3 separate regions of the Homo sapiens genome follow, and regions 1 and 3 are each linked to region 2. A link is a loop called in an ENCODE intact Hi-C map of the cell type or tissue named here. Cell type or tissue: heart left ventricle. All regions are shown on one strand. Each heading gives the region's core, and the rest is flanking DNA. Links, peaks and the distances in the headings are about the cores only.

Region 1 (11,110 bases), core at 1,142-9,141, 160 kb after region 2:
ATCAAAGTTGTATCAAAGTCTGTTAGGTAGATTCATGACAAGTCATCATTACTAAATTGTTCACAGTGGTAGAAAGGGGTGATGGAAAGATGACTTGAGTAAAACTGAGGAATCCTTCAGTTTATTTTAAGCTCAGCTACAAACCTGTCTGATGATACTGAGCAGGCTACGAAAGCTTTCCAGGCATCAGTTTACTTACTAGTAAAAATAGAAATCCCCAACATGTAATTAGCAAATTAGATCATATGTGTGTAAACTTCAAGAATGTATAAATGTAAAATATTATTGCTATTATTATTATTTTTCTTTGTCTTTCCTAAGGAAGAAAATTGTCTGCTTGTATTCTAAGCACTTTGTAAACAAACACTAGGTATTCAATGAACAGGGAGCAAAATCTAGTTCTCAGCTAGCTGATAGAGTGAGGGAGAGAGACAGGGTGGGTGGTTTGTGATTAAACACTCCAAATGTTCCATGCTAAAATAGATATCAGTGTGGTATGCCCTGGGAGCATAATAAAGGACACCCCTGATGGAGTAAGCAGGGATGAGGAGGGAGTCAGAAAGTTTCCTAGAGATGACACTGAAACAAAGTTAATTAGTATGAGCAGGAGGTAGCCGAGTCAATCAAATACTTTTTCATACAGAATACATTCCATAAGCGATTGCTTTATAACCAATTAAACTCTTCACACAAAATATAATGGGAGACTTAATTATGTTTTGATATAATTTGTGATTTTTAAAAATAAATAAATGGTTGGTTTCTTTCTACAAGATTTCCTGTGGATTTTCAAAAACTTTCAATTATTTCTAGATATTAATATTAATACTTCTAATGTGGTGATTCTGACATGGCAGGTTGTATTTCCAAAAACAGTCACAACATTTCCTATTTTGCATCTTCCTCTACAATGTGACTTTGGCCCTCCTTTCATGGAAGGATGAAGCCTCTGCTTCTTCCCTTAAATGAGAGTGTGCTTCCAAATCCTTTAACAGATAGAGAATGCCAGATATGATGCTGTATAACTTCTCAGGCTGCCTCATGAAAGGTGATGCACCTTTGCCTTTTTCACTGAAATACCTGTGCTTGGAACACACACACTTTAAATATGCTGCAACTGTTAAACTGTGAGGAAGCCAAGCTACATAGTAGGCAAACGTTGGGGCTCTGAACAGCAGGATTAGTCTTTGATCTTCCCAGGCCAGGCACCAGCCATGTGAGTGAACAACCCTTTCGATGGTATTCTTTCCAGGCTCAAGTTTCCCCCTAGCTTTTGAGTCTTTCAGCCATAGTCCCCAACATCAAGTAATGTAGTGTAGACAAACTATGCCCTGAGGTACATTATGAATTCCCAACCTCTAAAATCCAGGAACATAATTAAATGTTTGCAGTAAGCTGACACGTTTTGGGCCAGTTTGTTATGGAGTGAAGAATCAGAATAAAACTTGACACCAAAATTGTGATGCTGCTGTAACAAAAACCTAAATCATGTGGCATTAACTGTGGCCCAAACAGTGGGCTGAATCTTGAAGGGCCTTGAGGAGAATATCAGAGAACACTGGAGTGCTAGGGAGGAAATTGTTACAGGAGGCTGAAAACAAGGTAATTCTTGAAGTGCAGTAGCAACAAGTTTTGGTGGAGTCTTCCCTGTGATGATGTGTAAAATAGAAAATAATTTTAATTAACTAGTGGATTTGACTGAGAAAACTTCCAATATGGAATATGAAATAAGATGATTATTTGATGTATTTTAGCTAACATATGGATAGAGAGAAGTGAGCCAACAAGAAATTGTCGGGTTTTAAAGCAACTAAAATTTATAGGAATTATAAAGGAGCCAGGATTTGTTGGGTTATTAAAAACAAAGAACAAAAAACAAAAATGCAAAATCATGTGATAAAGAGCCACTGGGCAAAAATAAAACACAGAGTACTTGCAGAATAAATATAAAGCCAAGGTTATTATTGCAGAAATCCTTTGTAATACTTTAGAACTATATTAGGTGGTACCTCGTAGAACCTTTAAAATAGACTGAGGCCTTCTAAGGATCTCAACATTGTGCTTTACAGACCATCTCTCTTAAACTATAGGGCTTCTGAGAATCTGAAGAGCCTCCCAGAAACCTAATCCAGAGAAAATTTGTAGAAGTATGCTTAGTCTAATGGAATAAATTATAAATCAATATACAAGAAACCCAAAAAGTTTTATTTTCATTTATTTACTAATTTTTACTAATTTGACTAATTTTATTTATTTACTAAACTAATTTATTTGGAGACAGGGTCTTGCTCTCTTGCACAGACAGCAGTGCAGGGGCGGTACCAGTAGAGCTCATTGCCCAGGCTGCAATGCAGGGGCAGTGCCAATATAGCTCATTGCAGCCTTGAATTCCTGGGCTCAAGAGATCCTCCTGCCTCAGCCTTTGAGTAACTAGGACTACAGGTATGTGCCAACGTGGCATGCCATTTAAATATATGTGTATGTGTGTCTCTGTGTGTGTATATATATATATTTATATATATATATATATATACACACACACACACACACACACATATATATATATATATATATATATATTTGTGGAGACATGATCTCCATCTCATTATGTTGCCCAAGCTAGGCTTTAAGTGATCCTTCTGCCTTGACCTCCCAAAGTAGTGAGATTACAGGCATGAGCTGCCACACCTGGCTCTAGAAAGTTTTTAAGAGAAAAGGACTGAAAGGAACAGATAGTATAAAGAGAAAATAGACTTTTGAGAAACCAGATTTTAATAGGCAGAAAGTTGGCTGAGAGGGACACTTAGTTACAAACATGCATCCTATCTAAAAATGTAGAAAACTGATTGATTTGGAAGGTTGGGGCACGACCACAGAGTGCAGAGCCAAGAGTCAAGGGTAACAATTAAAAAGGAGTAGCATGGAATTCTAATCAAGAACTGATGATGTGTGCTTGCTTGCATTTTAGAAATTGTTATTATCTGGTGTCTTCTATTTTGTGTGCCTTTGAATGAAAATGACTACAGTGGTTGTCACGTGCCTGTCCCACTATTGAATTGTGTGTGTGTGTGTGTGTGTGTGTGTGTGTGTGTGTGTGAGAGAGAGAGAGAGAGAGAGAGTTGGGAGGTATATAGTCTCCTGTCTCTTTAGTTTACAGATTTTTAAATTGATAGAAACTGCACTAGAGTTGTCGTACAAAAGGGGCTTCATCTGAACATGGACCTGGTTTTGATAATGAAATCTTAAACTTCCATCTGATTCCATAATAGTAGAAAACTTGGAAGTGTTGGGGAGGGCGAATGTATTTTCTAAGTTGAAGGGATGTAAATTGTTGGGACTAGAAGTCAAATTGGAGAGAGTTGTATCTTCAAAAGATATCTATAACTGTATTGCACGTATTTATTTATAGTGTGAATTTGCAACTTCTCCCCTCAAAATGAGGAAAGAAAAAAGGCCTTGTGATTGCTTTGAGTATGGCAGAAATGACATTCTTCCATTTGCAAGATGTGATCCAAAAGGTGATGCAGATTTTGCTTCACTTATTGGAAAACTCATACTTCAGTCCCTTCATGAAGGCAGTCTAACTGCCGTGGAACTGCTATGCTGAGAAAATTAAGCTACGTGGTGATTTTGCATGTATGCATGAGAGTAAGCAGTTCTAGCCCTTGATTCATTCCATCCCAGGCACCGGACCTGTCAGGGAAAGAACCTTAAAATGATCTCAACCCCCAATCATCACATTATGGTTAGTCTTTAATTCATCCAAGTAGAGGTCCCATATGTTATGACGCAGAGACAAGCATTGTGTAATGTCCATGTGGCTGTCCTTCAGAATGTGAGACTGTAATTAAGAAATTTCAGATAAAGCCACTAAGTCTGACTTGATCTGTGATGCAATACTAGTAACCAAAATGGTACATTTTAAATAAAAATGTATTATATTTCAAACCTATATCCATATTGTAAAATAAATCCACACATATCTAAGAATATAAAGCCAAAAGTAAAAGATCTCTTCACACATACCCTCAGAACAAAAGGAGTTAGTACTCTTGGTAAAAGTAGTCCCCGTTTGAAGCTAGATGTGCATTCTTCCAGATACTTTATACACTTACATATTTTATAGATACTCTCTTTTGAGGGATAATAATAATAATTTGTGGAATACTATTCATATGGTTCAAAATTTTTGCCATTTGAATGTAACTGGTTATGTTGGAAATCGTAACATTGCAGCTTATGTATAAATATATATGATTGCTTTTAACATCTAAATACAGAAATGAGATATGACTTTCATGGACATTAGCAATTTTTTTCTTCATAAGCCTCTTAAGATACTAATAATATTCTTTATTACTTTTTGGTATAAATGAGTATAATTAAGGATGAACTAATCATATAATAATTGCTATAATAATTATTATATTCACTGTTTTAGTTGATTTTGAAAGATTAAACTTAGAACATTTGTGTCAGCTTTAGGCACTGTGTCTACTAAGCTTAGAAGTTGGTTCTGACCTAATAGAGTCTTTATTGTGGATGTTTATAATTTGTTTAATCATTTTTGAATTGAATAGTTTTTTTTGAAGTTTCTACTGTGAAAATAATTTTTTTTGTTAAAAATGCTGCAGTTTACATGCTTGTACCTTTTCCCCTTTAAGTGCATGCATAAATATTTCTCTAGAACACATATCTGCAGTTACATTTTTTACCTTGATAAGTATGTGCATTTTTAAAATTTTAATAAATACTCTCAAATTGCCTTCTCAGAAAACTAGCAATTTATAGTCTTTATAACAGTGTTTATTCATTGACACACAAAGTGTGTTTGTTCAATTGACACACAAAAATCAACAGCATTGTAGTATGCCAACAGCAAATTCATTGAAGGAAATCCAAAAAGCAATGCCATTTGCAGGATCTACAAAGAAAATACCTAAGAATAAATTTAAACAAGGAGGTGAAAGACCTCTACAAGTAGAACTATAAAACACTGAGGAAATAAAAAGATTACAAAAAATGAAAGATATCCTATGTCCCTGGACTGGAAGAATTAATTTTGTGAAAATTACTGTACTACCAAAACTAATCTACAGATTCAATGCAATCTTGCAGTGTCATATACCAATGTCATTCTTTATAAAAAAGCCTAAAATTAATATGGTAACAGGAAGTCTAGAATAGCCAAAGCAATGTTGAGCAAAAAGGAACAAAGTTGGAGGCATAACAGTACCTGACTTCAAAATATACTACAAAGCTATAGAAAGAAAACAACATGTTACTGGCATAAAAACAGACACATAGGCCAATGGAACAAAATAGAGAACTTAGAAATAAATCCATGTGCTTACAGCTAACTGATTTTTGCAAAGGCCTCAAGAACATTCAGTGGGAGAAAGGACAGTCTCTTCAATAAATGATACTGCAGAAACTTGATATCCATATGCAAAAAAAGAAAACTAGACCCTTATATCTCACCATATATAAAAATCAAATCAAAATGGATTAAAAACTTAAATGTAATACCTGAAAGTATAAAACTACCAGAAGAAAACATTGGAAAAATGCTTTAGGACATTGGTCTTGGCAAAAAATTTTTGGATAAGACCCCAAAAGCACAGATAACAAAAGTAAAATAGACCAATGGGATTACATTAAGCTAAAATGTTTCTTCACAGAATAAAAACAGTCAATAGAATGACGAAACAATCAATCTATATAATGGAAGTTTTAATATTTGCAGATTTATCCATCTGCTGAAAGATTAATAACAAAAATATATAAGGAACTCAACTCAGTAGCATGAAAACAAATAATCCAATTAAAAATGGGCAAATGATCTGGAAAGACGTACAAATGGACAATGGGCATATTAAAAAATATTCAGTATCACTGATCATCAGAGGAATGCATATTAAAACCACAATGAGATATTTTCTCACCCCAGTTAAAATGGCTATTATCAAAAAGATTTTTAAAAGGATGCTGGTGAGCCTTTGGAGAAAGGGGAATGCAAGTACACTACTAGTGGGAATGTGAATTGGTACAGCCACTATAGAAAACAGTATGAAACTTTCTCAAAAAAAAAAAACTAAAAGTAAATTTACCATGTAATCCAGTAACCCTCCTGGTGGATATATAGACAAAAGAAATGAAATCGGTATATAGAATAGATATCTGCATTACCATATTCATTAAAGCACTATTAATAGTAGTGCTTTATTAATAGTAGGCAAAATATGTAATCAACCTAAGAGTCCATCGACAGATGAGTGGATAAAGAAAATGGGGTGTGTATATATATAATGGAATATGTATTTGTCCATTTTCATACTGCCATGAATAAATACCCAAGACTGGGTAATTTGTAAAGAAAAAGAGGTTTAATGGACTCATAGTTCCACATGGCTAGGGAGGCCTCACAATCATGGCGGGAGGTGAAGGAGAAGCAAAGGCACATCTTACATGGCAGCAGGCAAGAGAGTGTGTGCAGAACTGCCCTTTATAAAATCATCAGATTTAATGAAACATGTTCAATATCACGAGAACAGCCTGGGAAAATGTGCCCTCATGTTTCAATTACCTCCCACCTGATCCCTCCCATGACATGTGGGGATTATGACAGCTACAATTCAAGATGAGATTTGGGTGGGGACACAGCCAAACGATATCAGAATATGATAAAGAATAAGTACCTGTTATTTGCAGCAACATGTGTGGAACAGGAAGCCATTATGTTAAGTGAAATAAGCCAGGTATAGAAAGACAAATATCACATGTTCTCACTTATATATGAGAGCTAAAAAAGTTCATGTAGTGAAGGTAGAGAGTGGAATTATGGGTATCAGAGAGTAGAAAGGGTGAGAGGTGGTGAAGAGAGGTTGGGTAATGGGTACAAACACACAGTTAGATAGAAGGCAAAAAGTTCAAGTGTTAGCTAGCATGGTAGGTTGACCATAGTTAACAGTAATTTATTGTACATTTCATCAAAGCTAGAAGAGAAGTTTGAAATGTTACCAACACAAATAAATTGTAACTATTTGGAGTGATGGGTATCCTAATTGTCTGAATTTGATCATTACACATTATATGCATGTCTCAAAATATCACATAGATTCCATAAATATGCACAACTATTATGTATCAATAAAAAAGCAAACAACAATTTACAAAACCTGTACAACATTATTTTATCTCCATTAAATATAATCTGCATGTGTCTCAGTTTTGTTTTGGTCCTTGAATTATCTGTTTCCGTTTGTTTTAGAAGATGGCATTGAGGGCAAGTTGCCCTTCTGAAAAGTGATTAAGAAACTGTACAGCATACCTAAGCCTGGACTTTCTACTAATTCTCGTATCAGAATAAATGTTTTCAGGTGCATTTTCATATACTGGGCAATTGGTATAACTAATAATCATGTTTTTAATGGTCGTTGGGTAAACTTATAGATGTTCACAAAAGGGAAATAAAAAGAGTAGGTACTTTTGTTTTTGTTTTCATTATATAAAACAAATAAAATCAGCTTACATTAAGTACTATGCCATGGAGATTTGAGTTGAAAATTCCTTTGTGTGAAACTTCAGTGACCTCTAATCTGATCATAGATTTGGTCATAAACTCTTTCATGGAGATAGGCCCGAAGTACACTTCTAAGCCTACCTTTTTCATCTCCTTCCCTTGTCTTTCCAATCTCCATCTTTTACTTTCAATCCCCATCTCCAGGGAGGAGAGAACAGAATGTCATGTGATTTGTGGGCTTGCTTAAACAGTCTTCTATAATGCAGACATGGTTGGTATAGAACTAGGGTTGTGGCCTTGAGTGCAGCTATTTCTAAGCAAATAGTGAACTTTGTCATCTTAAATGCTCATATTAACAAATTAGACACAATTAACAAATTAGGGAATCAAAAATATGCCCTTTTAAAAGGATCTTCAACATATTACTAAGTACGGTTATATAAACATCTATGGCTGGAAATCAATGACCATAATTGGAAAATATGAAATGGAGTGATGGGCCTGCTAGCATGAAAAAGTGTCCATGAACCCAATGTCCCAAGATTTGCCAAGAATAAGAGATGCACAGGCTTGGGGGTGGTTTCTAGTAATATTATTATTATTAAAATTAAATGATATAGCAAACTTATATTTTGACTGCTATTTATTGAGTAATGAGATAAGAAAGTAGGCTCAATTTGCCATCTTATGTGTATCAACCCATTAATGATAATTTATCCCCTGAGAGTTCCACGTTTTGATCACATTATTTGCTAATTTTACTTCGAGGAGCCTCAGAATTCTTTAAACATTGTTAGTGAATCCACAATTAAAGCAGATTCCAGTCTGTATTTAACACAACCCACATTTATAAACTTTTCAACATGTTGTTTTGTTTTACCATTTAACATCTCCTACTGGCCTCAAGATCACCTAACATAAACAAATAGGTATTAAATATTGATGACGTTCTTATTGAGAACCAGGTAATTTCACAGTAACAATAATTTTCAAATTTCGAGTTTCTCTCTTTCTCTTCCTTTTTTTTTTCTGAACCACAGAAACTTTCATGACCATTACTTACTTGAAAAGGGATTGTAAGCATGGAAAAGATGTATGTGATATCTCATAATTTAGATTTGTATATTTTTACATTATATCTAGAAATATTTACTCAATAAATATTAGGACCGGGAAAAAGGGGGAGTTTTAAATACTGCATCCAATGTCCTCATTTATAGCTGAGGAAACTGACATGCAAAGAGGTGAAATGACTTGTCCAAAATTCCTCTGCCTGTAAGTGGAAAAGCCAGGGAAATAGCTCAGGTCTTCTCTGCAGTCTAGAATCTTTCAGTATACTGTGAAATTGTTCTAATTGCAATCCAAAATCATACACCAAAGACTTGTGTCTCTATGTGTGTGTGTTGTATGTCATTTGAAAGTCAGTTGCTAAATACTCATCGAACTAATCAAAAAATGGCAGCTATGGTAATGTCTATGTGTCTATAAATATGATGGATACATAACCTTGTGTTCTTCCTGTTCCATGTGCCTGCAGCAATTGTCCTCAAAATGACCGTGGCTTCCCACAGCCTTCTCCCTTTAAAAGCTCTGCCATTTTTTCCCCACAGGAAGTTTTGTTTTCTCTTACTATAGCAGAACCACGTGGCTTGAGATTGACAAGTAACCTCTTTGCAGGTGTCATTTCCCAAGAATCAACAGCTCTGCCACAATGTTTCCAATTATGTTTGACAGCGTCCTTGTAAAAATCTGTCAACAACCTATTCAGCTTGTCACATACAAAGTACACTTTCCTAGTCTGGTCTTGTCTCCCCAGCAACAGGTATTAGGTCAAACCAAACTACACGGTCATCATGGAGAGTTAGAGCCTTACAAGGACCACCCTAGAGTGATTTTAAAAAATCACTTTTGGGCCAGACGCGGTGGCTCAAGCCTGTAATCCCAGCACTTTGGGAGCCGAGGCGGATGGATCACGAGGTCAGGAGATGGAGACCAACCTGGCTAACACGGTGAAACTCTGTCTCTACTAAACATACAAAAAATTAGCCGAGCATAGTGGCACGTGCCTGTAATCCCAGCTACTCTGGAGGCTGAGGCAGGAGAATCGCTTGAATCAGGGAGGAGGATGGAGGATGCAGTGAGCCAGATCGCATCAGTGCACTCCAGCCTGGATGACAGAGCCAGACTCCATCTAAAAAAAAAAAAAAAAAAAAAAAAAAAAAAAAATCATTTTAGGATGAAACAGAGTTATTAAGGAGACATTGCTGATTAAATTCACTGGAAGCCCATGATAGGGAGTGCCATTGAGGTTGATAGCTCTGAATACTCTGAAGAAGGCTGCACTCATACATTAATGTATTCAGCATAGTCAGGGGTTACATCTCAGACTGCTGACAGAATCTGCCGATTTGATAACTGAGCAGCCATCATTGTACACTGAGAAATCCTGGAAGAAGGAAAAAGTGCCAGGAACTATAAAGGTGAGAACGTGTCCTGATTTTTTAGAGAGGAAAAAATCAGGAATGTGTCCTCATTTTTTAGAGAGGAAATTACAGATTTTTGTCACTGTCTAACGGAGGCAATTAAATTAATGTTGTATTTGAACACTTAGGATACATAAGATCTCTCATACAGGTATGTGAAGATATCTATTATATGGGTTGACTCACAATGCATGAAATTAATGATCAATGAGAACTAACATGAGTTAAGAGCCAAGTGTTGCCAAATTTCTTAGTTGTCTTTTTTATAGAGAGTAAATAAATATTTCATAATGGAATAAACATGGTGAAATGAGAGCTGGATAATATATTTATTTGATTTCAAGGTGGTGTCATAGCGCTTTCATCATAAATGGAGAAAAAAGTTCAGTGTTAACTTTAGCTATGTTCTGCTGAGAATTTTATGTGATTTAAATGAAGCCATATGAGATCTATTTAGCAAACTTGGAACAAGTTTAAGATCTGTATTTACCAGAATTACACTCCATGAAGGCAGGGCGTTTTTCTCTCTGATTCACTGCTTGATTCCCAATTCTTAGAAAAGTGTTTGCCTGATACACATACTAAATATAATTTCATTGAATGAATGCAGAAAGCCTGGGGAAACGGAATACTATGTAAAAATGGGTGTCATCAGGTAAACAGGAACTCCAGTCCTTCTCAGGTGTCATTTACCTGATCATAGAGTTTCCAATGAGTTGGTTCATGTTGATCTCGAATTTATTCTTGGCTGCCATATTTTCTTGTGTTTCTACTCTATATGTCTTAGTAGTTCAGCCTACTACAACAAATCACCACAGACTGGGTGGCTTAAGCAACAAACATCCATCACATATCTGGAGGCTGGGAAGTCCAAGATCAAGATGCTGGCAGATCTGGTGTCTGATGAGGGCCTGCTTTCTTATTCATAGACAGCCATCTTCTGGCTGTGTCTTCATATGGTCAGAGGGGCAATGTGGCACTCGGGGATCTCTTTTATAAGGGCACTAATCCCATTCATTAGGGCTCCACTCTCACAACTTAACCTAACCTAAAGTATCTCCAAATACCATCACACTGGGAGTAAATATTTCAACATAGAAATATT
Region 2 (11,110 bases), core at 1,013-9,012:
GACAATTATTGTATTTTTTCAAAATGAAAGAGAATTTGCTAAAATCCAAATTGTATAGCATTTTTATAATTTGAGGAGTAAAGATTCTTAAATAGGCACACTTGTTTTTATAAGACACAATTGTAGTTTAACAGAGGTCACACTGGAAGAGAAAGAGAAAAACTGATTTATGAAATCCCTTCTGTTTCAAACCACTTTTGAGTTCCTAAGTGGTTATTCAGTCTCTAGAAAATTAAGTTTACTCATCTCTAAAATTGAGTTAATAATACTTATTTTCCATTGAGTAATATTGTGTATGTGGATTTTGTTTGAACAAAGATGTTGGAGAGCCTAATGCAAGAGATAAAATATACTGAAAGATCAATAAATTAGTTTCAATTGAGTGCTTAGCTAAGACAGAATAAAACTAATGGTCTTTACAGAGGACATCATTACTTCAGTCAAGATCATAAGTATTAGTCATGATTGTCATTTCCTTGAATGTAGACATCAATATAATAAGAATGTCGTCTCTCATTTTCACCATTCAGTCCCTAGTATTGACCATAAGGGCTGGAACATAAGACATATTCAACCATCATTCCTTGAATGAATGAATGAATGAATGAAGAAAAAAATTCAGAAAACAGTTCATTTGCACTATCCTCTAATTGTTGTACTAATTTTTATTCATAGTAATAGATAGGGAGAATTGATTACTGCTGTAGTATCAAAAGGCTGAGAAAGGTTCCAGTAAAATGACCCATCAAGGAAGGGAAAATCAGGGGGGCTATAAGATCAGAGTAATGGGAGTATTCTCAGAAGTCAGCTAGTCCTCTTCAGGATGTCTACCTATTCCAGTTTGTCCAGGAGAATATGAACTTAAGTGTGTTATGTAGAAGTAATTATAAATAAATGACACTTTTTTTTTTACTTTGAAAGTTGTAATGGCTTGGATAATAAATTATATGAGATCCTAGCCCTATTGCTATTACAAAATTTTTAAAAGGCCTTTTTCTAGTATTTGGCAGCATGAATCTTGCCAAGTAATGGAAAGCTCAGGAAGTCATGCCGTGGCTTAGTCTATCATTGAACAATCCAAATACTAGAAAATCTTTATGTGTATCCTCATAATTGTCCGTCAGCCACCCATTATTACCTAGAACTATAACAGCAAGGAAAGACTGACTTCATTTTCCATGCCCTTAACATAGAAACCTGTGAATATTTGAAAAATACTATATATCCCCTTTAGGTTTTCTCAATTTTACATAAGATATTTCTAGCTCCTTTATTTTTTTTTTTCATAATTTGTTGTTTCCTAATTTCTTATTATTCTGGACACACTCTCTTGGATGCACCTTAAGTCGCCAATTAAAGCTCAGAATTTCAAGGCAAATTAAAATTTAAATTTCTAGAGTTGTCTTTCATTGTAGATTTTACCTCTTGCTTTTCTGTCTGTTTTTCACTCAGTATCTCTTTCTCTATTTTTTTGTCACTCTTGTGTTCCCTTTCTCTATTTTGTTCTTAGTCTCTTAACCTGTCATGTTCTTGAACTTTATCTCTATCACTGCTGTTCTGTTTCTCTATCTTTCTCTTGTGCTGCAGATCAATTCCCTGCTCTGTTCTCATTTTCATTTGCTGTCCTGTCTTCTGATTTCCCTCTCTTCTCTTTGTCTTTCTCCTATTTCTCTTTCTCTCTGAGCCGGCAGTGTATCACTAAGCATGGGCCTGCTATTAAGACAGTGCCACCTTTCTTCATTGTCATTGACTACTAACTGGCAGTTCTGAACAACATGAATAGTAAGGGAAGACTCAAAGTTGGAATCTGAACTGTCAAGGAAATGTCACATCTAAGAAGAATAGGCCTTGTGTTTATCTGTATTCAGTTTCCATTTTCTTTTAGATCACATTGAATTTTAAAATTCTGTGAAACTATATTACAGATTTTCCTGTTATCATTATATCTAGCGTTCAGCAGAGCTGATCCCTGAAAAAAAAAATGAATAATGAGGTTTTGGTGAGATTCTAAGTGTGAAATTAACCCAAATAGAAAAAGTTTGTATTCTGAAAAAGCCCAAAAGACTAAGGCAGAATTGACCTGCCACATAGATAGGCATTGTTTGGATACTGAGAGGACAAATTTAGAGTTGAAGATGTCAAAACCCAGCAGATTTTTGAACTTAAAGAGTATTGTAATAAATTTTTGATTAATTGGACAGAGCTGTTGAAGTTCTCACTGAAATATGGGTTTTCCAGTTGGGCATGGAAGGTCATGCCTGTAATCCCAGCACTTTGGGAAGCTGAAGCGGGTAGACTGCTTGAGCACAGAAGTTTGAGACTAGCCTGGGTGACATGGCGAAACCCCATCTCTACTAAAAAAAAAATATATATATATATAGCCTGTTGTGGCAGACACCTGTGGTCCCAGCTATTCAGAGGGCTGAGGCAGGGGGATCACCTGAGCCTGGGAGTTTGAGGCTGCAGTGAGCTCTGAGCACACCACTACACTCCAGCCTGGGCAACAGAATGAGACCTGTCTCCAAACTAAATAAATAAAACTAAATAATAGAAATGTGGGCTTTCCAAATACGTATAAATTTTCAGAGAGGTTTATTCATTGGATTTTAAAAGAGCTATTACATAGTTAGTGCTCAGTAACCTACTGGTACTGTGCTAGGCATTTTTACAAATTTTGGAAATTTTCACTTTAAGACAATTTCAGTCTCATAAAAGAGTTACAAAAATAATACACAGAATTTCTTATTCCAGTGATTCTCAACTGAGGATGATTTTATGCCTTCTACACCTTAAGGTAATGTATGCATTCATTTTTGGTCATCACAAGTTAACATAGAAATGTTGTTGCTACTGATATCTAATTGGGTAGAGGCCTGGGATGCTGCTAAACATCCTGCAACACACGTAGTATCCCTTCACAACCAAGACAGCTACAGCCAAAATCTTTACAGTGCTGCCATTGAGAAATCCTGGCATATGACCCTCATTCAAATTTTTCAAATGTTCTTACATATGCATAGTGTAGTGATTTTTTTAAATAATGAAAAATTAACACTGATGCATTACTATAATCTATAAATTTTATGCAAATCTTGCCAATAATCCCACTAATATTCTATTTCTGGTCCGAATCCAACACAGGATCCTGCATTTAGTTGAACTACACCCTTAAAACCCTTAAATTCCAACAGTTCTCAGTTTTTCTTTGTCTTTCATTACTTCAACACTTTTGCGGTCTACTGGCAAGATATTTGGTAGAATTTCTCTCAATTTATAGAATATCTCTTTATTTTAAAATTCAGATTATTTATTTTTGATAGCAACACATCATAAATTATGTGTCAATCTTAATGAACAGATGATGTTAGGTTGTGATGATATTAATTTTGATCACTTAATTACAGCGTTGTTTTCAGGTTTTTCTACTATAATGTTATTGTTTTCCCGTTTGTAATTAGTAAATATTTTATGGGAATTACTTTTAGACATGTAAATTTCCCATATATCATCATGTATTCACCCATTAAATTTAGTATTCATTAATGATTTTTGCCTAAAAATATATTACTTTAGAATTTTCCAAGTAGTGTTTTCCTATTTTCCTCAATTCTTTTATATTTATTGTTTGGAATTCTCCAATGAAGAAGAGCTTTCCCTATCTTCCATATATTTGTTTATTCAATTTTTCATGTATCATAGAATAGACTCAAGGATTGTAATATTTTCTAGGGCTATATCCCATCATTATCATCATCAACATCATCATCATTTGGCTCAACTTGTACCTCACTGACTATTGGAAACCCTCTCAAGTTACCGTTTGTGCACTTCTGAATTATCCTCATCAGGTTTTGAGCATTGCATTCTTTTCTGGAACTGCAATATGTTTGAGCTCTTTGACTCTTTTCCAGTTATGGATCTCTGTCTTTCCCTAAATCTCTCTCCATAATGTATAACCATATCTTCTTCAGGGCTTAGCTTGCCTTACATGCTTTCTCTTTAATTGAATTAGTTCCTTAATGACTTTTCTGTCCATGTGTATGAATAGACATATATGTGTTAGTATGTGTGTATGTTTCATTCTGATTATCACTTCCCATTCAACAGATAGTAAGTAATATTGTAGTGTTTATCATAGTGCATATTTACGGGGGAAAAGATATCAACATGTTATTAAAATGAAAACAGTAAAGGGTTAAATTAAGGGAAGATTTTATATGTAAACAAGTTTCATGACAGATTGATCTCATTAGTGGGCCAAATTCTTCACCTTTTGCTGTAATTGTGTTCTTTGCCATATGACTTTGAAAACAGTTTACTGTCAGACATGTGGATAATCTGAACCCCAGTGGAGGCATCATCTGGATGACCATCCGGATGCTTGAGGAATAAATGCTTAATTTTGTTATGCTACTAATTTCTTGTAGTTATTTGTTATGCACCAGTAATGTTGTGAAAGTTTATTGATATAAAACCATGTGGAATGACATGCAGAGTTGGACCAAAAACAAAAGCTTTATAGTTGTGAAACATTGTTCTTGTTGTGACTACAAGAGAGATGAGCCAAAAGAATATGGTGGGTGTTTCACTAAGTAGAGTGAAGTTTAAGTAATGACTGAACTGCATATGCACTCTGCCCAGAAGTGTTAGCATAAGATCAGCACCTGATTACTCAGACATTTCTTTAGGAAGCAAAGAGCCACATGGAAAAGAAATCAATAGTAAGTGGAGGAGGAGCAGCAAGCAAATTCAAGAGCCCCACATTGAAAGAAGGTAAGTAAAAAAAGTTTTTGACATAGGAAAGAATAAGGCCTGGAGGACAAAAATTTGAGTTTAGTGTAAAATGGTAAAAGTGAGTCTAGATTTCCAAGAGCTTCTGAGTATCGTATAGATAGAGCTTGTTTTCCTCTTGACATTGAGTTAAAATCCATGCTAATGTTAACATACACAACTGCCAAACACGCAGTGTTTTCTGTACCATTTAACAGCAAAGGTGTCTGAAAATAGCCCGGGGCTGAGTCTGTATAAAAGCTTATTCTCTCAGTTGTCTGAGTGTGGTAAACTCACTGCAAACTTGCAGTCACCGGCTTAAATGTTTCTCTTGATTTAGGACCTTAAGCTCTTCTAGGAATAGAGGAAGAGAAAATAGGAGTAGAACAATAATATAATAACTTAAACGTTTGTTGAGTTCTCCATGTCCCAGGAACAGTGAGTGCTAAGAAATTTACCTTCATCATATCAATAAATGGTCCCAACACACTCTAGGGATAAGTATTACTATTAACCTTACTAGTTCATAGTTAATGGAACTGAACCTTATGGAAGTCAAGTAATTAACCTAAGGCCATAGTGCTAGTAAGTGAAGGGAAAGAACCTTTAATAAAGTCTCAGAATAGCTTTAGTCTTGGCAGAAAAAGGGAAGAGATGAACAATTTTGGTGGTCAGTCAGAGAAGTCTTGCAAGAAAAGATGTTTTTCTGGGTCTTTATGAATGTGTAGAAGAGTGCCAGGAATCAACAAGTATGTCATGGAAAAAAATAGTAGGCTATTCCTGGAAGAGAAGATAGCCTTTGCCAAGACACCAAGGCACATGCTAAGTGTGATACATTTGAGATGGCGGGGAAGCAGTGCAATGGATCATAATGGAGAGCAGGCAAGAAAAAACAGTGGAGGTTATTTTTTTTTTGACTTATTACAAGGTATGTGTTTCATTTTATAGGTCATAAGGAGTCGTTGAAAGACTCTAGGCTAGAAAATTGTATGGTCAGATTTAGATTTGAGTGTGTTTACTTGCTCTAAGCAGAGAATAGCCTGAGAATGAGTCAGACCAGTTTCATTTTCACACATTAGGAATAAAATCAGTTCAATGTAGGTAAATTATCTTGAAGTATATTCAACAAAATTCTATTGATACAGTCACCCTTTGAAATATGCTAGACTGAGAATCAATAAAGTGAGCTTAAGTAAATGCCCTAGCTTTTATGATTAGCCTAAGGGAACATACAATGTTAGATATTTTAGGTCTATGAGAAATAAAAAAGTTTCACCTCTGCATTTCAACTGGCTTCACAGATGTAGCCTTTCCCTTCTAAAATTTTTCTTCTAAATTTCCCTTCTGGAAACAGTCATGTAACTTCTAATGAAAAAAAATTTTCTCAGTTGAATTATGGATTAATGTTTCAAGTTTTGAAATTCTTCACTTTCCCGTTTCACAACCATTTCACAAATCAAACAGCTTCTTGATTGATCTCATTACTGGGCTAAATTCTTCACCAAAATTCTTGGTTTTGTTTGAATTTAAGTTCTGAAAATTAATTTTCTCAATGTACTTCTTTCCTGAGGAGTGGAATTAAGGTGTTCCTTTAAAATTAAAACCACAAAACTCTAGCTTCATATATAAAACTAGGACCATATTACAAATCTTGCTTGTGTAATGAAATAATGAAATTATGCTTAACATAAAAACACATACACGTTTCCGTGGAATGTAATTTTTAAAAACGCATGAACGGAACCAAAAATCATCAAATTTTGACATACATATAGCTATCCATTTGTGTAGCATCCACCCCTGCTTGGTCCTTTAGGACTATACACACATATAGTTATTAACATATATAAAGATATAATAATCTATAAATTAAATATAAAATATAAATTATGTAACTTACATGTAATTTCTTGCATGTAATACATAACATGCAATTTGCATAATGTTTGTATTTATAAAAATAAAATATAAAATGGTATATATATACATACATATATCACACACATGTGTATACACACATATATCACACATAAAACACCTAAGAAGCCTTCATTTATTAATTTTATAACATATTTAGACATCTACTATGGGCCAGGTAATGTGCTAGGCATCTAGAATATTGCAGTTAATAATCAAAACTCAACTTCAGCTCCAATAGAACTTAGTGGCCCTGTACAGTTTAGTTAAAATATTAGTCCTGAATCCATCTCCGGTGAGCAGGACAGGTTTACATATCATCCTGGAAAATATGTACCCTCTTTAATTTTATGCCTAGACTTGAATCTACTGATATGACGTCTGCCCTGTACTCCCTTTCCTTTAGATCCTGTTTGGAGTACCAATAAAGAACAAACATTTTTCTTTGACTGAGTTAAAAACTAGTCGTTGAAAAGAGGGAGTCAGGCAGACAGTGATCAATATGGCAGCTAGTTGCTGACAGAGATGATGATGGAGAAGAGGACGTAGGTATGTTAACCAGCCTGTGCAACATTCACATTTAGAAAGATTTTCACACCGAGTCACAGACAAAGCTAGATAATCTCAGCACTGTTTCTCGTTCCCAATCTCATCAACACCAGTTCCTCACACTCCAAAAGGGAAATAGCTTTTACCAATAAGTTTGCCCCATGGTTTACAGTAGAAGAGTGTACATACTTTCCTAGCTAGTAGATGCCAGAGAGACGAGAGGAAAAATAGAAAAACTGTGCAATCCCAATTCATGCTCCCATGTGATCTAGATAACTAGGTCACATGGGATCTAATCTTCTGGAAAAGAATGAGTGAATAGGCAAAACCAGACAAAAATGTTGCATTAATTGATGTACATTTACATGGAAATATGAAGCAAGAGGGGTGTCTCCTTCTCCAGGACACATGTCTATCCACCACATTTTAGATGTTAACAGTCTAGTTCCAAATGAGGAGCCAAATAAGAGCTCTACCTCTGATGTAAGCTCCACCACAGGCTTTCTCTGCTTGGCATTCACTCCATTAGCTGCTTGATTTTTCTGGTCAAGGTACTTCCATCAAATCATAAGGAAGGTGCATATCAAAATCATCGGCAATTGATGACAGACCACAGAAAACTGAGCCAATGAGAGAGTTCCCAGGAAAACACTGGAGCTGTGTTTGTTGACGGGAAGAGATGGAAGTTGGTAATGCAGAAAGATGCTACCCAGCATCTAATCTTACTGGGTAACAAGTGCATTGGGATGGAATAGCAGTAACATAGCAAGGTAATCTCAAAACTATAGATGCATGTAGTAGAAGAATGAAAGCTCTAGTTCTGCAGTTTTCACTGGAATATGGATTATGGCACTAGCACTGTCTAGTTGTTTGTTATCAGAAAGATATGAATGATTCAAACATTAAGTTCATGTCACCTGTACACTACAGATACCAAAAATGTTAATCATGATACCTAGTTCCATGAGGTCACACAATGGCAAGTATGATAAAGCCCTTAGCATAATGTCTGGGACATACTGAAACCTTGCTAAACATGAACTATTCTTAATGTTATTATAATTACTATTAATGACGTCAAAATGACTATTTCTTTCACCAAAAGATTCCATTTTTTCTCTTTTTTTAAAAGTGAGTTTTGTAGAAATATCCATATATTATACAATTTTACCATTGAAAGTATACAATCTAGTGATTTGTAATATATTCATAAGGTTGTGAACATTAAAACTAATGTTTTCTAATTCAGGAATATTTTAATCCCTTTTCCCACCAAAAAAACATATCTGTTAGTGGTGACTTCCCATTCCCATCTCCCCAACACTGTCATCAGCCCTGCCTGCAACCACTAATCTCGTTTCTGTAGGTAAAGCACATAAAACACTTAACAAATTGCCTAGCATATAGTAAGTGGCCAACATTATTACTGTAAAAATATAATGCCAGCTAATTCTACATTTACTGTAACATCAATACAATGCCCTTGATGCAGAGCATCAGATTATATCTTTGTATATTTTGGATACATGATTACAGGAAGCTTGTGGTTGAATCTCAGCTATTTAATGTTGTAGTGCCATGTGTTAGTATTAATTGAGATATAATTTACATATCATAGCATTCATCATTTAAAAGTGTACTCTTCAGTGTTTTTATTATATTCATAGCTATGCAACCACCCCTACTATATTATTCCGGAACATTTTCATAACAACAAAAAGAAAACCATATCCATAGCATTCATTGCCTATCCTTCACTTTTCGAAGACCCTGGCCACCACTAGTATATTTCTACTTCATTGAATTTGTATGTTCTAGTCATCTCATTAAATGGAATCACATGATATGTGTCCTTTTGTATCTTGCTTCTTTTCCTTAGTGTAATGTTTGCAGGGTTCATCCATGTTGTAGCATAAATTATTACCACATTCTCTTTTATGGCTAAATAACATTCCACTGTATGGATATACAACACATCCATTGCCATTTATTAGGTGATAGACTTGTGGATTGTTTCTACTTTTTGGTTATTATGAATAATGCCATTGTAAAAATTAACGTACAAGTTTTTGCTTGATACATATCTTCTATTATTTTGGGTATGTACCTAGGAGTGGAATTACTAGCTCATGTGATAATTCTTATATCTAAGATTTGGAGAACTGCCAAAGTGATTGCATCATTTTACATTTCATTTTCTCCACATTCTCATGAATACTTTTCATTGTCTGCTTTTTAAAAATTTACCATCCTAGTAATATATCTCATTGTGTTTTGATTTGAATTTCCCTAATGACTTATGATTTTGAGTGTCTTTTTTTGTGCTCATTGAACCTTTGTTATCTTTGGAGAGATGTCAATTCAAGCTCTTTGCCCATTTTTAAATTATTTTATTTTTTTACATTCCAGGGTGCATGTGCAGGTTTATTACATGGTTAATAGTGAGTGTCAACTTGATTGTACTGAAGGATACAAAGTGTTGATTGAAGGTGTTGCCAAAGGAGATTAACATTTGAGTCAGTGAGCTTGGACAGGCAGATCCACTCTTAACCTGGGTTGGCACAATCTAATCAGCTGCCAGCATGCCTAGAATATAAGCAGGCAGGAAAAAATGTGAACTGACATGACTGGCCTAGCCTGTCAGCCTACATCTTTCTCCCATGCTGGATGCTTCCTGCCCTTGAATATCGGACTCCAAGTTCTTCAGTTTTGGAACTCCGACTGGCTGTCATTACTCTTCAGCTTGCACATAGCCTACTGTGGGACCTTGTGACCCTGAGAGTAAGGATGGAGTTCTTTCATTGGTTTTGGGGTTCTCAGAGTTAGATGCTTAATATGATTAGACTCAAAATTTCTCAGGACTCTACTTCTAATAGTATAAAGAATACTGATAGTCCTTGGCCAGAACTGTTTAGAGAGTTATGCAAAATAAATGGATTTGACACTCCTGATTCACTGCTCATGTGAGGCAAGGAGTTCAATGACTCTACACAGAATACCGTTGACCATATATGGAGAGCCAAGGAACATAATGAAGCTGGTTGGCGGCTCCTAAGTTCAGTGAACACATTGATGAAAGAAAATAATACACTTAGGGATTATATCTCCCGGCTTCAGGACAGATACTGAGCCTCGTATCTGCTAAGATTGCCCTGAGTGGGAGTCTTATCTCCTGTAGAAAAAGAGCTGAAATTGTGGAAAAACAGACACAAGCTCTTATCATGCAGGTGGCTGACTGCAACGGAAGGTGCATGCAGAGCTTTGACAGGTGTCTACTGTTAAAGTGAGGGCATTGATTGGAAAATAATGGGACCCTGCAACTTGAAATGCAGATGTGTGGGAGGGCCCTGATGAAGCTAGGGACACTAAGTTTTTAAACTCTGATGAACCTTTTTTGCCAGAGGAAACAGCCTCCCCAACCCATAGTGGCAACATCCCCTCCTCGACTCATGCTGCCATCAGCCTTTCCACCTTTGCCTGAGGAGATAAACCCTGTACTGCCTGAGGCAACAGTGATGGCCTCCCCTGAGGCAGGTGCCAGGCAAGATAATGTTGATTATCCTCAGGAGCTACCCCTAACACCCCTGTTTGTTTCTAGACCTAAAATTAGACTAAAGTCCCAGTGGGCCCCTAGAGGTGAGGTTGAGAGTGTGACCCATGAAGAGGTGTGCTACACTCAAAAATAATTGCTTAAGTTTTCTAATTTATATAAATAGAAATCTGGAGAATAGGCATGGGAATGGATATTAATGGTGTGGGATAATGGTGGAAGGAATATAGAGTTGGCTCAGGCTGAATTTATTGATTTGGGCTTGCTAAGTAGGTACTCTGCATTTAATGTTGCAGTTCAGTGAGTTAAAAAAAAAAAAGGCGC
Region 3 (11,110 bases), core at 1,467-9,466, 220 kb after region 2:
TATGACTCTTACATTTATATACTTGTTGGTCTAGACATAGCATGCATGAAGTGTGATATTGATTCCTTAATTTGGCGAGTAGATACACATTGAATGTGAAAATTAGGAAGTTATATTTTATAAGAATATTTAATAAAAATGCATTTTAAGATGATCTAAAATAATTTTGATATGAAATTAATATTTATTATTAAACTTGCATTTTAGCTTTTATGATGTTTGTCAGTTTTGAATATTTGTGAAGAAAAATATCGTGATTGAGAATAGATATAGAATAATTCTAGTGTTTATATTTTACATATGTTGAAATTTACATTTTGGATAAAATATTAACATTTACTAATCTCTGAGTACATTTACATTTTATTTTTGGTCAGCTGGACAGTTATAAATATAAAATATATATATAAAAATATTGACTATAAAATATGGCAATGCTGATGAAATGAAGGTAAATCATGAAGTAAATACATAGTAATGTATTAAGTGTATATTGTCTCTAATCATCCAATCATCATTCTTTTATAAGTACAACACCCAGACATGCACAATAATAATAAATTTGGTCTTTTTTGATATTTTTGGACTGACTTTGACTTTCAGTCACCTAAAAGCTATACACGTTTTTGGCTTGAAGGTATATTTATCAATATAGAAGTTATATATTAATTTATTATATATGTGTTTATTAGTTTATGATGTTCAACTCTTTAAATGTATGATAAATCGGTTTCCTTTTTTATTTCTCACTCAGTCACCATAAAAGTTAGGTGAAGCCCTGTTCACATGAATGGACTGAGACTCACATTGAAATGTCAGCAGCCCCCTCTACTTCTGGCTGTTTAGGCTTAGACTTGATATCCTTATCTGTAAAGTAGGACATCATCAGTCCCCTCATTGTATTTCTGGGATGATTACATAAGCCAACGTCTGTAAAAGTGTCTAGCACTTAGCTCATGCTAGTTTCTTCTCATAAGCATATTATATCACTTGAACCTCAAAATAATGAGGTTGGTTTCATTAAGTGCTCTGTTGTTCTTTAATAAATGATAAAAATGAGATTCTGGGAAGATGGTACCTACTAGAGATCACAAGTCAGTGAATGGTGGATGTGGGTCCATCATGCATGACTTAATGGGGTAACAGTAAAAGAAAGTGTGGCCCTTGGGATCAGAAATCCAAGTTTGAGTCTCATCTTTACCATTTAATGGCTATGTGACCTTGAACAAGGAATTTAAACTTCTTCATTGTCAATTTTCCCAAATGTCAATTGAGGTTTAGAGTAGCCATCTATAAAATGTGAGAATTAAATAAAGTAGCATAAAATACTACCAGATGTATGTGATTTATATGGTTTCAACCTTATTCCTCTCAATACTGTGCTCTTGTTACGTTGAAAATATGCCTTTTTCAGTAGGAATATTTCTTCCAAATAAATGTTCACCTACAACTCCAATGTTATTGATACATAAAATATAAAGAACAGCCTTGGATGAATTAGAACAGAGCCCCTGTGTATTAGAATGCCACTTCTTTTCCTTACTCTCCAGGACTATGGTGGTGGCTCCTGAAGGTATTTTCTTTGAACCTGAAGGCTCTAGAAAACAAGGTTTGAAATATATGCCCTAAAACCACTTTCCTTGTTACATCATTGCATACATCTACATATGAAATAATCTGCAGTGATAGCTATTTTCCTGAAGCAGTTCTGACAGCTCAACTGAAGAAGAATTTTCCATCCGCCTCTGCTGGCTAATGTGGCCATTTCTGCACATCATAAACATGTCTCCCCACAATGCCTCCCACTTCTCCTTCCGCTCTCCATCTTGTTCCAACACTGGGCCAGCACAGCATCAAGCATCCACACGACCTTGGCTTACTTCAACTCAATCTAGCATCCGTGTAAAAGCATTCTGAGACTCCGTATACCAGACGGGTGGCTGGCTGTGTGCCACCAGTTTAATTGCCAGCTTAAGTCACTTGAGTTTCCTAATTCTAGAGTAGCGTTTTACACACCTGCAGTTTTTTTCTTTTTCTTTTTCTTTTCTTTTTTTTTTTTTTTTTAGCTTTTCATGCAAATCTAGATTTTGCCAACTCTGGCATTTTTCAGTAACAGCACATTTCTCTCTGACAGTCCCATTGAAAGCAAGTGGGGCTTAGCACCTTTCAACTATGATATTGCCTTTGGCTCTCACACAGATGTCTATCACTTCAGCTTCTATTTTCAGGGTTCAGGAATGTATAAGGTTTGGAAGACTGACCTGTGCCAGTAATCAACATAAATCATATTGTGTCACTCTACTGCTTACTATTCTCCAGTGGTTTCTCATTGTACTCAAAACTCTTTGTTTTTCCTTCAAAATATGCAAGTGCTGATCTCTCCCTATTCCTACAACAACATTTAATACTATGATTCTTCTCTCTCTCATTCTGCTCTATCCACTATGACCTACTTTCTGTTTTGCTGCCACCAAGAGTTTATTTCTGTAGCAGTCTTTGAGATAACTCTGCTCAGTCTAGAATGTCTCTCTTCCTAACGTTATGTAGCTGCTCCTTCACGTCATTCAGATTTCTGTTTACATATCACCTCCTCACAAAGATGTTTGCCGACTACCTACACTAAATTAGCTACTGAGAAACTTTCTGTCACATAATGCTATGATAATTCTGTACAAACGCCTACCTGTACTTCTTTAATTTTTAAAATGATTGCATTTTGGGGTTTGTGTTTGTTTGTTTGCTTCTCCTTCTTGAGTGGAAATTCCATGACTGTGGGGGAACTTCTATGTTTCATTCACTGCTGTATATTCAGCAAATGAAACAGCCTGACACACAGTAGGGATGCAGTAAATATTTGTTTAATTAACTGCCTGGCCTACCAACAGTGTCTCTATTCCCATAAAGCCAAGTCTCTTACCTTAGTATTATATTGGATGTGATGTGGATTTACCAAGTTTTATTTGTTGTCATTTCCATCTAGTCACACAAAATAAACTGAACCAACTCTTTGTGGTTAGGTAGAGTTATAGGACATTTTTGGATAACACAATGTGAGTGGAAGTGATCTGCACCAATCTGGGATGAGGCAGGGAAAAACCCCTCACCATTCTATCTTCTCCTTTCCTCACTTTGGGGATTGGCTGACCAGAGGCTGTGTGCCAGGATGGGATCACAAGATGGAAGTAGCATGCCTATGTGAGTCATCTCTCTAGACATAGCTGCCATAGAGGGTGGCTCAATCCACACTGGACTTATAATGGGTGGAAAACAAACTTGTATGTGTTACGTTGGTTACCACAGCATAAGCATAACCTATCTGGAATAATGAATCCATACAGAATGAGAAGAGCATGGGATCAAGAAATACCCAGAATCAAAGCCAGCCTAAATTGTTTGATCTATCTAAGCTGCTACTGATATGGTTTGGCTCTATGTTCCCACCCAAATCTCATCTGGAATTATAATCCCCACGTGTTGAGGGAGGGACCTGGTGGGAAGCAATTGGATCATGGTGGTGGTTTCCTCCATGATGTTCTAATGATACTGAGGGTGTTCTCATGAGATCTGATGGTTTAAAAGTGGTAATTTCCCTTGTATTCTCTCTCTCTCTCCTACTGCCACGTAAGACAAGCCTTGCCTCCCCTTTGCCTTCCACCATGGTTGTAAATTTTCTGTGGCCTCTCCAGCCAGGTGGAACTGTGAGTTAATTAAACCTTCTTCATAAATTACCCAGTCTCAGGTTGCATTCTTATAGCAGTGTGAGACTGGACTTGTACAGCTATGAAATAAAGTGTTTAACGTACATGCACACTTTTAGGTGGTTAGTCATATAAGTACTTGGGACAAGTAAGTGTTCATTAAATTTTAGTTCAAGATTAACATTTCTAGAAACAAATTTACCTATTCATTAAATATACAATGCAACTTTGAATCTTATTGCATTCCAGCCTTAATATGATAATGAACACCAGCCCCTTTGTTCCTAGAAAGGGGTCCTGATCCAGACCCCAAGAGAGGGTTCTTGGATCTCTCTCAAGAAAGAATTCAGGGCAAGTCTGCAATACAAAGTAAAAGCAAGTTGATTAAGAAAGTAAAGTGGTGAAAGGATGACTACTCCATAGACAGAATAGCATGTTCCTGAAGGTAAGAGGAGGAACGTGTCTGCCCTAAGTACAATGCTTGTGTGTGTGTATATGATAAAAATAGATCTTGGGGAGATGTGCTCTGCTACAAAAGTTTGTGTTACAAGATTATTTTTCTTAATTACTGTATTTTGCAAGAACTGATATTATTTTTAAAGCAAAATTAGGAAAGCCTTTGTTCTCCAGATATTGGGATATCTGGACACTCCCAAGTCTGGGTCTGTTTTAGTCAAATTATTAATTTGTTCCCTTAACCATAAATATCTAGAGTCTAGGAATGCCTAATTTCCTGGGAATGCAGCCCAGAAAGTCTCAGCCTCATTTTCCTAGCCCTCACTCAAAATGGAGTCACTCTGGTTCAAACGCCTCTGACACCTTCATTACTTATCACTTATTCAATGTTAATATTGGTCGTCCTTTAAGATGCCAGACATTGTTCTAAAAGCACCAAGGTGAACAAAACACCTTTTCCCTCTAAAATATCTCTTACTTCAATAGTTAGGATGGACGTGCAAGTAAACAAATTTGATGAGTTGAGACAAAAATAATAAAGGCTATGACAAAGATTCCATCTAAATGGAAGAGGTAAAGTTTGAGCTGGATCTGAGGTTTTTTTTGCATTATATTTTTCATGAATATTCTCATTCATTTCATCATTGATTCAAATCCTTTTTAAAATTTCTTTGGGTCCCTGATTCAGCAATTATCCTCTCCCCTTTCTTGGTATTACTTTTTTCTATAACTCATTCTATTTGCCCTAAAATATCTTATTAAAATTACAAAGTAAAACAAGTCAAATCAAATCAAAATAAATGAGCAAACAAGCATCCTTCTTTTTTTTTTTTTTTTTGACAGAATTTTGCTCTGTCACCAGGCTGCTCCGGTGCAGTGGTGCGATCTAGGCTCGCTGCAACCTCTGCCTCCTGGGTTCAAGCGAGTCTCCTGACTCAGCCTTCCAAGTAGCTGGGATTACAAGCGTGCATCACTGCTCCCATCTAATTTTTGTATTTTTAGTAGAGACGGGATTTCACCATGTTGGCCAGGAATGTCTCGATCTCCTGACCTTGTGATCCATCCACCTTGGCCTCTCAAAGTGCTGGGATTACAGGCATGAAACACCATGCCTGACCACAAGCATCCTTCTATAGATATTGCTTGCCAGTAAGCAAAGTTTCTTACTTTCTTGATGATGTCTACCCCATATCTGCATTAAATCACCTTGCTTTCACTCAGAAATTCATTCCTTCATTCTTCAACAAGTATTAAGCATCTGCTGTTTGCCAGTCACTATAGTTGGCATTGGAGATACAAACATGATTGTTGTTTATAATATAAAGATAAGACATTTAGATAATAGCAAAAAAAAAAAAACCCATGCAACTTTACACTGTGACATGTTTGTATGTCTTTCCATCTGGTATGCATAGTTCTATAAAACTATAGAAGCAGAGTCATCTAACCAGCTAGAATGTCAAAAAATGATTTCTCAATGAGGTAATATTTGAAAGGAGTCACAAATTTAATGAAGAAAGGTTTCTTAGACATGAGAAAGAGAAGACATTTCAAGAGCAAACGAACTTGGAAGACAGCAGTGTGTTCAGAAATGGACTTAGATTGTAATCGTGAAAAATGAAGTCTTGAGAAATATTTAGAAAACTACAGGAATTTAAGGAAGTCAGAGAGCAGGAGCTATGCAGAATGGCACCTAGCTTGCTTCTCTGACGGAGCCCATGAAAAGATGACCCAATGTTCTGAGATCGAAAACACTACAGAATGAATACCATTTGGGGAGAATATACTGAATTCAGTTATTCACGTGTTGGCTTTGAAATGCCTGTCAGTTATCCAAATGCATAATCCACGTAAGAGCTTGGATTTATAAAGCTAAGATGGAAAGACTTAATATAGGGTGTACATTTGGAAATATCACAACAAAAATATACAAACTATAACACTCAGGGTAAGATTATTTTCCAGAAAAGATTATAGCGTAATAAATCGGTTTAATATTAGCTACAAGAAAGTCCCTCATCTCATTAGAAATGAAGAATGAACCAGTAAAGACCAAGGAGGAGTTGGTAAGAATAGAAAGAAAACCATGTGGTTTTAAAGCTAGAGAAAGTCAGAGTTTATGAGAAAATGCCTGCCACATGCTTAAAATTGCTGAGAGCCCAAGTTAAACGGGTAGCAGTGAGGGTTCTTTGATGAAGAGCGTGAGAATTATTACAGGCCTCAGCAAATGGAGGTTCAGTAGAGTAGGTGGAGCCAAGTCTGACTGAAAGGAGAAGTGTAAAGGGAGGACTTTGGAGACAGAACTTATCAGCTATAGACGACTTTCTAAGAGGCTTGGAGGCTGGGAGGAAATCTACACAGAATGGACACAGGGCACAAATGGTCCAAGATACTCACACTTGATTTCTTTTTTCTCTCTATCTTGCCTTGCACACATTTGCCTTTACAAGGAAAGGAACATATACTAATTGGAATTTATCTCCAGAACTCCTGTTACCACTCACCTTATCAGCTTCCTGGAAGTGAATATAAATGAACCACGGAAGTCAGAAAACCGCTTGGATCTTCTTCACCGCTTCCAACTCTAAGCTCCACTCTAGTATAGAAGCTCCACTCTGTTCTTGGGGGTTTCATTGTGTTCCTAATCCATTTCAGAAAATTTTTTCTCATCAAGGCCATTGTGAAATGAAAGAACTTGAGTTTTCTGGGGAAATCAGAGATTGTGACCAACACATCTCATGTCTCTCAAAGTATAAATTTCAGAATTCAGTAAATTGATAAGTAATGTTTTATTCAATTCCTTAAGAAGTATGATGTACTGTATTTTTTGCACATAGTCCATGAACAGATGTCAAGGATTTTGATATACCCTCAAGAAAGCTTCTCAATAAAAACTAGAAAAAAAAAAAAACTAAACAAAACAAACGTTTTGCAAAATATTAGTGTCCATTCAGTAGTTTTAGACAAACACTTAATACCCCTGATTTATAGTTCTGATTCTGTCTCTTTTTACTGAGCAATTTTGGACAATCACTCTGCCCTGGGACCTCGTTTTCTTAATTTGTAAAGAAAGGAAAATTTGCCCAAATTATTGTTCCAAGTGTAAAATTTTGCAATTTATACTGGTATATTTTATAGTTAGATTTTTGAAAAAGATACAAAGGCTTTATTCTGTGCATTCTATTAATAAAACAGAGTTCTCAGACTGATGAGGCCTATGAGGTTGTGTTAATTCATTTCTCAAGGAAACTATGATAGGGCAAAACAATTAGCTATTTATGGCATTAATGCAGTAGAAGTGCTGTGCTCTGATTATAAAATGGAAGGAAGGCATGAGTATCCAGAAAAGAGGGAAAAACAATTTCTCCTAAAGGCAGCTATTCTGGGAATCTGATAAGTTTCACCCGTGGCATCATCCTGAGCCGCCAATCATGAGAAGATTTCAAAGAAGATAGGTTACCTACCACCCACCTGACTGTAGTCTCTAAGGAAGTTAGGAGCTGACAGGAGGAGGAAGTAATATTGAATGTAATCTGTCTTGGCTTTGCAGGAGGCTGAAATGATCATTTCGTAGGAGTGAAGTTTACGTAAGAGTAACTAGACTAGGAGAGAGATGGTCTTCTTACTTGCTAGGGAAGGTGAGTGATACTAATCATAAATAATATGTATTAATGAAACAAATAATTCTAGTATCTTCTCCTATTTTTAACTTAAAATAAGTTCCCCTACTTCATTGTTCTTGTTTGAATTATGTCAACACAATAAAACACAGCATGACCTCGGCCATAGAGAAAAGACAATTAGTCTATTTTAGAGATTTAGTGCAAGACAGTGTGGGTTCAAAGGCAGTCACCATCTCTAAAGAAGAGGGAGATTTGAGCAATTTACTAACTGTTCTAGCATCAGTTTCATCATATGCAAAAGGGACCAAGCTGGTGACTACTTCTAAGCTTACTAAAACAATAAGACTTTTACAAATGAATGAATGAATGTAAACAAATTAAACTATACCTAACATATAGGAAGTATAATATTTGCTGTTATTATTGTCTATGCACTTAGAATATCTATCAAAGTCTGCATTTGTAAAATGTACATTTCTAAAAGCCTATATAATTTATAAATAATGAAGTTGTATTAACATTCATAAAACACACACAGCACCCCAAGACTGAGAGGTAATATTGGCTGTAAAAACAGAAATCTCACAGAAGGAAAAGCCACTGAAACAAATGTTCCCATTTGTCTTTAGCACTGTCCAGGAGAGAGAGATTATATTTTATAAAAATAAATTGTCTCTCCATGTCTGCAAATCTGACCATGTGGTAGAAATGTGCACAGTAAACCATCATATCTCAGTAGCATCCACAGTTCTGATTGGACTGGCACTGCTTTTTCTCCATGCTCGTTTTAAAATAACTTTCTGATTATGATTTTATTTCTGGAATAGATTTGCCATGCAGAACAAATGCACTGACCAACAAACTTGGTTATGTAATCCACTTGATACATTACATTTCTCAATATAAATACTAATTTAGCAATTTGGTATTCTGGTTTATATGCAACCTTCTTGTGTAAGGAATTAGCATGGCTTATTCCTCAGAAGCACATTCATTTTTGGATGTATTACTAACTTTCTTAGTTTATAGAACTATTCCCTGGAAATGGATGACATTTGCAAATTACCAGCGTCATTGGCAGATATCTCTGGTGACTAGCCAGGCTTCTCCAGGAAAAGTCCTTCTGTAAATGTCCTTTCAAATTGTAAGAAAAGTTCTCCAGCCATAACAGAACTGGATAAAAGCTACTCTAGGTCTTCAGCAGCCTCAATACAGCTTACCTTCAGGATTATGAGTACTGCCATTTTTGACCAATGTTATAATTTGATACAACTTATTTCTTCACACACTCTTTTCTTGTCCACTATTCTCACGTTTTTCACTCCTGTTCTGTCTTTAGAGTTGACTTACCACGTGAAAAATGCAACTACAAAACCATAGATGGCTTGAGCTAGAATGGACCAGAAGGGTGAGGGCAGATCTCAGCTCCCCTACTTGTCAAGGGGCAAAATCATTGTCAGAAAAGAGGATTCCTACAGTTCTGGTTTGCTCTCACCTATTCTCTAGTGTTATTTTAAACCACATTTTACTCTACTTAAAATTCTCTAGCCTAAAAAACATCAGGACAATGAGTAATTTCCAAATGAGATGAAATGATATCAAGTATCCTTGAAACTGGTCATTGGGCCTCAGAGGAACATATCCACCTGTTTGAGTAGCTAACATTTGTTTATGTGTGCATGTAGGGGTTGTGTGTGTGAGTTTTGGAGGGTACGACTAACTTTCTCTTCAACTAGCATAAATAGTATACGTGTATATGTTTGACAACTATTACAATGCTATGCCTTTCTATATCTTTATTTTCTTATTCGTAAAACGGAGATAATAGCAATAATGCCTAAGTTTCTTAGGAGAATTAAATAAAATAATACGCCTAAGGCATTTAGTGTAGTGTCTGACACATTTGATCACTCTCTGAATACCAGTGTAGCAGTTTTTGTTATAACATTTATGTATCACTCGTAATATATTTTTATTATGGCATCAATTTGATACTTATGATAATTTCTTGTCATTCCTTTCTCTCTTTCCATAATTTACCATAATTCACAGCATTTGTTCCCTTCTAGTAGCATAAAAATTAATTCATTTGTAATTTTTATTTTCTGTCCCAACCCACTAAATTATAGGTCCCACCAAGGTGGAACCCTTCATCTCCTTTTTTCACTACTGTATCTTCAGTGCCTAGATCAGTGCCTGACCCATAATAATTGGACAGTAAATATTATTAGGGTGAATGATAGAAAGGCACTTCTGTGAGGTGGGTGGAACAGGGGTTATTCTCCCTGTATTGCAGCAGAGGAAGGTGAATTGCAAAGTGGCTTTAACATTTATGCAAAACTGCACAGCTGGAAATTCCCAAAACCACTGGTAGAATTCTGGTAATTCAATTGAGCAAAGATTCTGAAGAAGGAAAACATCTTGGATCATCAGAAGCAATTTAGCAGGAGAAAATTCACTTGAAAGATTGAGATGAGGACAGGCTATTGAAATGTTTAAATTTCAGGCTGGAAGGCTGGAAATGCACTAACAAGGCAATGGGAGTCATTAAATGTTGAAGATGCTGTAAATGGCATAGAGAGGTTGGGTTTTATAACTTCCACATTGAGATTATTTTATTATCCACCAGTATATTTATAATTTAACACACTTTGGTGGAAAAAGTGTGTTTATACAAATGCACACAGAAGTGTTTATAAAAATATACACTCCATGATGTACATCATATCCTAACTCCACTCCTCCTCTGCTACAACACACAAAAATGGATGTGCCTAACATGTGACCTTGGGAAAAGACAGCAAGTCCTTGACCCTTCTGGTAGCTGTCCATGAGATGCTTAGGCAGTTGATATTTCTGGACAATGATAAGACTCTTACTTGAAAATACCAAATGCCTTAGCAAGTAATAGAATATACTTCAGAGACTGTCTGCTGCCTCCTTCTGCAGGCTTGTCTATCACTATACCTGCACCGTGCAAAATGTGCACATATCCATTATACCCATCAGTGTGAACTACTGACAGTTCCTGAAACGCTGAGCTATCTAACATGCTGGTTTCTTTCTGCTACTGATTGCGTCTGGAAAACAAAGCATTTAGCTCAGTGGATGTATCACAGCAAATGCTGGAAAAAAAATATGTGTTGTGTGTGTGTGTGTGTGTGTGTATATATGTATGTATATATATATATATAATTTGTATTACGTTATATTACAGGTATGTTATATCATATACTACAGTAAAACGTTACATAAATATTCATTTTGGCAAACATGACTTCTATTATTTTATTTTTATGCCCAGCAATTATCTCCAGCAAATATCTGTATATC

What was found. Hi-C counts contacts between places; a loop is a spot of excess contacts. Peaks named below come from ENCODE experiments on the same cell type or tissue, not always from the same donor. Only the 100,000 strongest peaks of a DNase experiment are listed, where the experiment ranks them.
Region 1: it touches region 2 in a loop (2.3-fold over the local background); 2 of 110 quality-filtered maps call a loop at or near these places.
Region 3: it touches region 2 in a loop (2.5-fold over the local background); 2 of 110 quality-filtered maps call a loop at or near these places.

What each region holds. Positions count from the first base shown.
Region 1 is chr4:12,229,463-12,240,572 of GRCh38, reverse strand. All of the region lies in intron 1 of LINC02270 (long intergenic non-protein coding RNA 2270), which reads right to left. Among named protein-coding and RNA genes, the nearest start is that of LINC02270, 12 kb to the right of the region's middle. In heart left ventricle, for the core only: no CTCF peak of the experiment used is centred there; no DNase peak of the experiment used is centred there.
Region 2 is chr4:12,388,518-12,399,627 of GRCh38, reverse strand. No RefSeq gene overlaps it. Among named protein-coding and RNA genes, the nearest start is that of LINC02270, 170 kb to the right of the region's middle. In heart left ventricle, for the core only: no CTCF peak of the experiment used is centred there; no DNase peak of the experiment used is centred there; H3K27ac peaks cover 558 bases.
Region 3 is chr4:12,170,187-12,181,296 of GRCh38, reverse strand. No RefSeq gene overlaps it. Among named protein-coding and RNA genes, the nearest start is that of LINC02270, 48 kb to the left of the region's middle. In heart left ventricle, for the core only: no CTCF peak of the experiment used is centred there; no DNase peak of the experiment used is centred there; H3K27ac peaks cover 1,492 bases.